Regions from separate parts of the Homo sapiens genome. Here region 1 is linked to region 2. The links are chromatin contacts, found by Hi-C or POLR2A ChIA-PET in ENCODE. All regions are on one chromosome and are shown on one strand. The core of a region is the stretch at or near the end of the contact, and the rest is flanking DNA. Distances in the headings are between cores, read along the strand shown. Region 1 holds the start of ANXA2R-OT1 (ANXA2R overlapping transcript 1). Region 2 holds the start of FBXO4 (F-box protein 4).

What was found. A loop is a pair of places that touch in the nucleus more often than their neighbours do. ChIA-PET counts read pairs that join two places held with the same protein, here RNA polymerase II (POLR2A). Pooled maps may share reads with other maps.
Region 1: a loop to region 2 is called in a map of B cell, with 4 times the contacts of the local background. The contact joins the promoter of ANXA2R-OT1 here to the promoter of FBXO4 in region 2. A Hi-C loop is called at or near these places in 1 of 168 maps with a recorded cell type or tissue (B cell), 1 of 37 single-sample maps with no recorded cell type and 12 of 50 pooled maps. POLR2A ChIA-PET finds 5 or more read pairs at or near these places in 1 of 52 experiments (activated CD4-positive, alpha-beta T cell).

The regions. Positions count from the first base shown.
Region 1 is chr5:43,066,123-43,068,822 of GRCh38, reverse strand. ANXA2R-OT1 (ANXA2R overlapping transcript 1) reads left to right here and starts at 1,384. Exons shown (of 3, transcript NR_104651.1): 1 at 1,384-1,525; 2 at 1,666-1,736. LOC100132356 (a long non-coding RNA gene) reads left to right here and starts at 1,852. Exons shown (of 1, transcript NR_034127.1): 1 at 1,852-2,700. LOC100506639 (a long non-coding RNA gene) reads right to left here and starts at 1,800. Exons shown (of 3, transcript NR_102752.1): 1 at 1,037-1,800; 2 at 606-853. RefSeq lists an enhancer at 1,773-2,172.
Region 2 is chr5:41,924,026-41,926,725 of GRCh38, reverse strand. It overlaps FBXO4 (F-box protein 4), which reads right to left and starts at 1,445. Exons shown (of 7, transcript NM_012176.3): 1 at 1,228-1,445. The coding sequence starts at 1,416. RefSeq lists a silencer at 1,008-1,187.

The DNA.
Region 1 (2,700 bases), core at 135-2,634, 1.1 Mb before region 2:
ACCCTTGACACATGGGGATTATTACAATTCAAGGTGAGATTTGGGTGGGGACACGGAGCCAAACCATATCAGCATCTCTCCTGATTTTCCAAATGCAAATGTCTTATAGTCTCTTGCTGAGGAATATACAGTTGCCGACTTGCCCTTTCTCTGACCACCCCACACAAACACCATATTGGAATCAGACAGAATCTGAATGCCGGAACTAGAATGCCTCCTCCTTTAGGGAAGTAAGCTCCATAACTCCTGTCCACATTCCTAACCTGGAAGAGTGACCCCTTCCCTCCAGAGGTGCTGATCCCACCATTTTTGCTAAAATAGGAAGCTAGGGTGGAAACGGAGAGAGGAATGGTGGGTGAGATATTTTGTTTTTTCAAAGGCTCTGCACAGTATCTTCAATTAGATAAAGTGGCTGTAACTTTTCTTCTATTGACACTGCCCTCTTTCCTTTATTCTACTGCCTGCAAAAGAAGGCAACTGAAGAAGCCTCAAGTACCAGGGCAGGTTTTGGCTAGCTGAAGAAAGGGTAAGGTATAGGGGGGAAGACTGGAGGTGACCATCTTGGGAGTGGGTGAGAAGTGAGAGCCCAAAATGGGTCTTCTTACCTCTCTGGTACATTCTGTGCTCTTCTCTGGTCTGACATCCGCCCAGGTTCATCCAGAAAAAGATGGAAATGATTTGAACAGGATAAGCTAGGGTGAGGATTAGACACGATGAGTTCAGCTGGAGACACTCATGGTAGAGTCTGGAGGTCTCTTTGGGGGATCACTTCCAAAAGTGCAGATTTTTAGAAAAACGAGAAAGGTTCTGGAAAGGGATGTTTTCCTTCTGCTCAATGGCAGTTTCAGGTTTCCTGTAAGAAAGGAGTTTGTAGCGTCAGTATATTTGACAAATGTGGGAGAGGGAAGATTCAAGAGCTTGAAATTGCATTGCACTTCCCAAAGATGGAGAAGACATCAGGGATGAATTTCAAAGGTGATAGAAATCGGGAACTGCCCTTTGAGGATTTCAAGGGGAGAGGGAGCAAAGGCCTCACCATCAATCCACACGTCCTGTGCTAGAGTCTTGCGATTCTTATTTCCCCTACCCTCCTGCAACGATTATTCCCATATATCAAGGCCATCTGACAGAGTTAACCATCAGAATTAAATAGCAGTTCCCACAGAGTTCCATCCCCTGGAGAGGTACCTAGCTGCCGGGGCAGGCCTGAAGCCTCGGTCAGGAGGCATTGAGTCTTTCACTCTCCACGGAGGTCTTGGACTGAGAACTTCAAGTTCCAAAGGGATGAGGTGTCGGCTTCGCCCTTAGGAGCCTGGAGGGCTCTGACCAAGGAGAAGGGCGGAGCCCAGCCACTGGAAGGTTTGTTTCTTGCAGTGGAAGACGGTTGGCGACCCGGATGGCTTTTGTTACCAGGGCCAGCCCAATCCGCCCGATTCTCGGTCCCTATACTGCCTCCTTTTCCCATGCGCATCGCAAGGGATCGGTTGATGGGGCCCTCAGTATGACTTCGCTAGGAAAAATAAAGGTCTTCTTAGGCGGGAGGGGACTGATTTGAGGACGGAGGGTGGGAGTAGTGCCAGCAGCACTTTGTCGTAGTGGCACTGGGTGGGCAGTTATCAGTTGCAGTCCGCTCGTTTCTCAGTGCCCACGGTTTCTCACTGACAGTGCAGCTCGTTTCTCAGAGCCGGCGGATGTTCATGGGCAGCACCATCGAGCCAGAAGCAGTATTTGTCCTGGTAAGTCATTTCTCAACTGCCGAAGTGTACTAGGTTCCAGTCCCGCTGGTTTCTCGAATCTGCTAGTCCCACACGAGCACCAATAGGTAAACCCAGCCGGCAGTTTCCGGCTAGCACTTTCGCTATTTGAAGACATTAGGAAGTTATGTGGTGGCTCCGTACCCTCCTTTCTCCATCCGAGGCCGGGGTCCTAAAGTCGGTGTCACGGTGGCAGCACCCAGCGTTTTGTTGGCTCTTTCGCCAGCAGCGCCGAGCGGGGGGTTTTCTGTCACAGCACTTGTTGCACCGAATTTCTCGGTCGCAGAACCTCTCTTTTCCGAGGGTCGACATTTTCTGCGTGACAACACCGTTGGTTCCGCCAAAATGGATGTTGTCCTTGGGAACTCCTCCGGCTGGCGTCACTCTTAGGGTCCCAGCACCGCCATTTCGCCAAGCCGAGTTCTCTTGGTCGCGGCACATCTTGTTCCTCGGTGCCTCCATTTTCTCGGTGGCGGCAGCGCTCTGGTAGCCGATCTGAGGGATTTGGAATCGCAGCCAGTTGCGCAGAGTCTGGGGTTCCCGGGCGACGCCGGCGCTGGGCGGGGGAGCCCGCCGCTCCTCCGAGCCAGAGGCAGAGGAGCTGCGCGGACGCCGTCTCTTCACAGCGCCGCGAGCGCCGACGCACGGGTTCCTGCTCGGCCTCCTGAACCCAGTCCCCCGGCGGCGCCGCTGGCGTCTCTATCGCAGGCCCCTGCGGTTTCGCCCGTCGTTGGCTTCTTGGTCCTAGCAAGTTTCGATTTCGCGGTGCCCGCTATTTCTACCTCTTGTCCAAATAACTAGCCAAAATGTGATTTCTCAGCCTAAGCAAGTCCCGATTTAGGGCATCGGTCTAGCCCTGGCTGCGATTTCTTGGTCCTAGGAAGTCACTGTTTAGCTGTAGCAAGGCAGACTTAACCGTGCGATGGTGACTTTTCTTTTTCTTTGG
Region 2 (2,700 bases), core at 196-2,695:
TTAATTTTTCCTCAGAGATATTTGGATATACCAGTTAGTTACATAAATTAGTTAAGGAAATAATTTGTCCTTCAAAATAAAACCCATATCAACCTTTATCTGATTTTATCATCAGACCAAATCAAAGAGTGTACATTTGTCTTTTTCTTTTTTGAGACACAGTCTCGCTCTGTCGCCCAGGCTGGAGTGCAGTGGCAAGATCTCGGCTCACTGCAAGCTCCGTCTCCCAGGTTCACGCCATGCTCCTGCCTCAGCCTCCCAAGTAGCTGGGACTACAGGCGCCTGCCACCAAGCCCGGCTAATTTTTTATATTTTTAGTAGAGACGGGGTTTCACCGTGTTAGCCAGGATGGTCTTGATCTCCTGACCTCGTGATCCGCCCACCTGGGTCTCCCAAAGTGCTGGGATTACAGGCGTGAGCCACCGCGCCCGGCCGTAAATTTGTCATCTTAGTTCCTCTACAGAATCTATTAAAATGTTATGAAAAACCTCTGCAAGGAGAAACTTGGAGGCATTCTAAACCTGCAGCTTTCACGTTGATATACACATTGGAGAGAGGTGTCAATAGTCCAAATGAGACAAAGAATTGTAATAATTTTCAATAATTTTTGTTCTCTTCATTTACCTATCTACCCCAAAGTTTAACAATAAGTTATGTGTGTCATTCTCGTGGCCTTGATGTAACTTGAGGCACTTGTAACTTAAGTCATTTATTTTCAACTGAGGGGCCGTTTTGTTTCTTCAAATACACAATAACAGCCACAGGCACAATGTCCTCTTGAGAGGGTAAAAACCTTGGCCCTCCAAGTGTTTTGGTACAGTGATCCGGAATCAAAGACGCTGGGAACAGGGACGCTGGAATGCTTTCCCAAGCTAATCAGCAAGTTGGGAACTGTCTCATTTCCGTAACCGGACATTCAGGGTGTCCTAGTCACATGTGCCTGTTTTGGCGGGTGGAAAACCTGAGGGCGATCGGGAGGGTCCCCAGGGGCCCCATGAAGGTGCTTCCCTGAGATGTTCGGGCCCCCTGCGGAGCACCAGGGTCCACGCCAAGACGCTTCTGATCAACTGTAGCTTCTCGGTGACTACACTGCCAGGAATGGCTGCATGGACGGAGCCAGACCCAGGCCGGGGCGCGAGAGTTCCCCAGGCCCCGGGGGGCTCCAGGGGAGGTCCCTCCGGCCCGGGCCGGCCCCACTGTCCTCCGCGGCCTGCGGCCGACGCTCACCGGCAGCCGCGTCAGGGTGCTGGCCGCCTCATCCACCTCCTCCCGTGAGGTCGTACGCGCCACCCTCTCCTTGCTCACTGACTGCCAGAAGGTCTTCCAGCCGCTGAGGATGGCCGCCTCCAGGCGGCCCCAGTCGCTGAAGGGCGGCGGCGGCGAGTTTGTTCCGCTGCGCGGCTCGCTTCCCGCCATGGCTTGCCCGCAGCGTGGGTGACGCGTCTTAGAGCCACGCTAGCGCGTCAGCCTCCTGCGCAGCTCCGCGCCAGCCGAGGGCGCCCTCGGGCGTTCCGCCTCCCGCTTCTCCCGCGAGTCCGCCTCCAGGGCAGGGTTAGGCCCAGGGGCAAGGGCGGGTACTGGGAGGAAGCCCACTGTGCGTGGCTGTGAGCCGAGTACGAAGCTCCTGTCAACAATTAACTTCCCCAGTAACTTGTGGCCTCAACCTCAGCCACGCCAACCGCAGAGCCCCTGTACAACCTCTGGCCCGCTGACTTCCTGGCTTCATTCAAGATGTTCTCTCCGGGATCATTTCCACTATGCCTGGTCCTAGGCGACTCCGCTTGTTCGATAGACCTCTGCCACTGTCTTGGGCTTAATAACCACTTGCTTCCTTTTCAGCACTACCATACTACGTATGGGGTGTTTTTTGTGTGTGTTATTTCCTCAATCACCAAGTTACCATTTATTTTCTTGAGTATCAGCAAAAACAGACTAGAGAGGCAGTCAGCGGGCCAATTACAAAGAACCTTTTGCCAAAATGAGAAGTCTGGACCCACTATGCAAAAATATAAGCACATTTAAAATTTGCAAGGGCGGCAAAAAACGGCTAGAAGAACCCAGATGTGGTGGTGTTGAAATCCCACTAGTGAGTTTTTTAATTCTCAAACCAGATGCCCATTCTACTTACTTTGGGCTTACTTTAAAAGTGCTTTAAGAGAACGTATTACAAGTTAATCTGTTACATAGAACTGGGTATGTATACATTCAAAAAGTAAATCTCTGAGGATCTAAATGTCAACAGAATCCAAGAAAGCCTGATAACTAAGGTTCTGCAAGGCTCTGTAACATACAAGTTTAAGTTTCATTACATTTTATTATTTGCATGTTGTTGGTAGGGGCCAATAACCAATAAAATTGCAGCCTCGTTTTTGGGAGGCAATCTGGACAAGGACCACGGATTAACCATATGGCATTTCTCATCACTTTCTAGGACACGATTTACTTTGAGAGCAAAAAACGAACTAGAGCAAGAAAAAAAATCAGTTCAAGTATAAAGTATTAAAATGATATCTGTTAAATGAATGAGAAAAACTTTATTACGGAAAATTTTGAACATTTATAAAAGGAGAGTGAATAATATGCTCCTGTGTGCCCAGTATCCAAGATTCCATTACCAACACCTGGTTAATCTTGTGCTGTTGCTATACTCACCTAATACTACACCCCCAATTCTGGATCCTTTTGAAACAAATCCCAGAC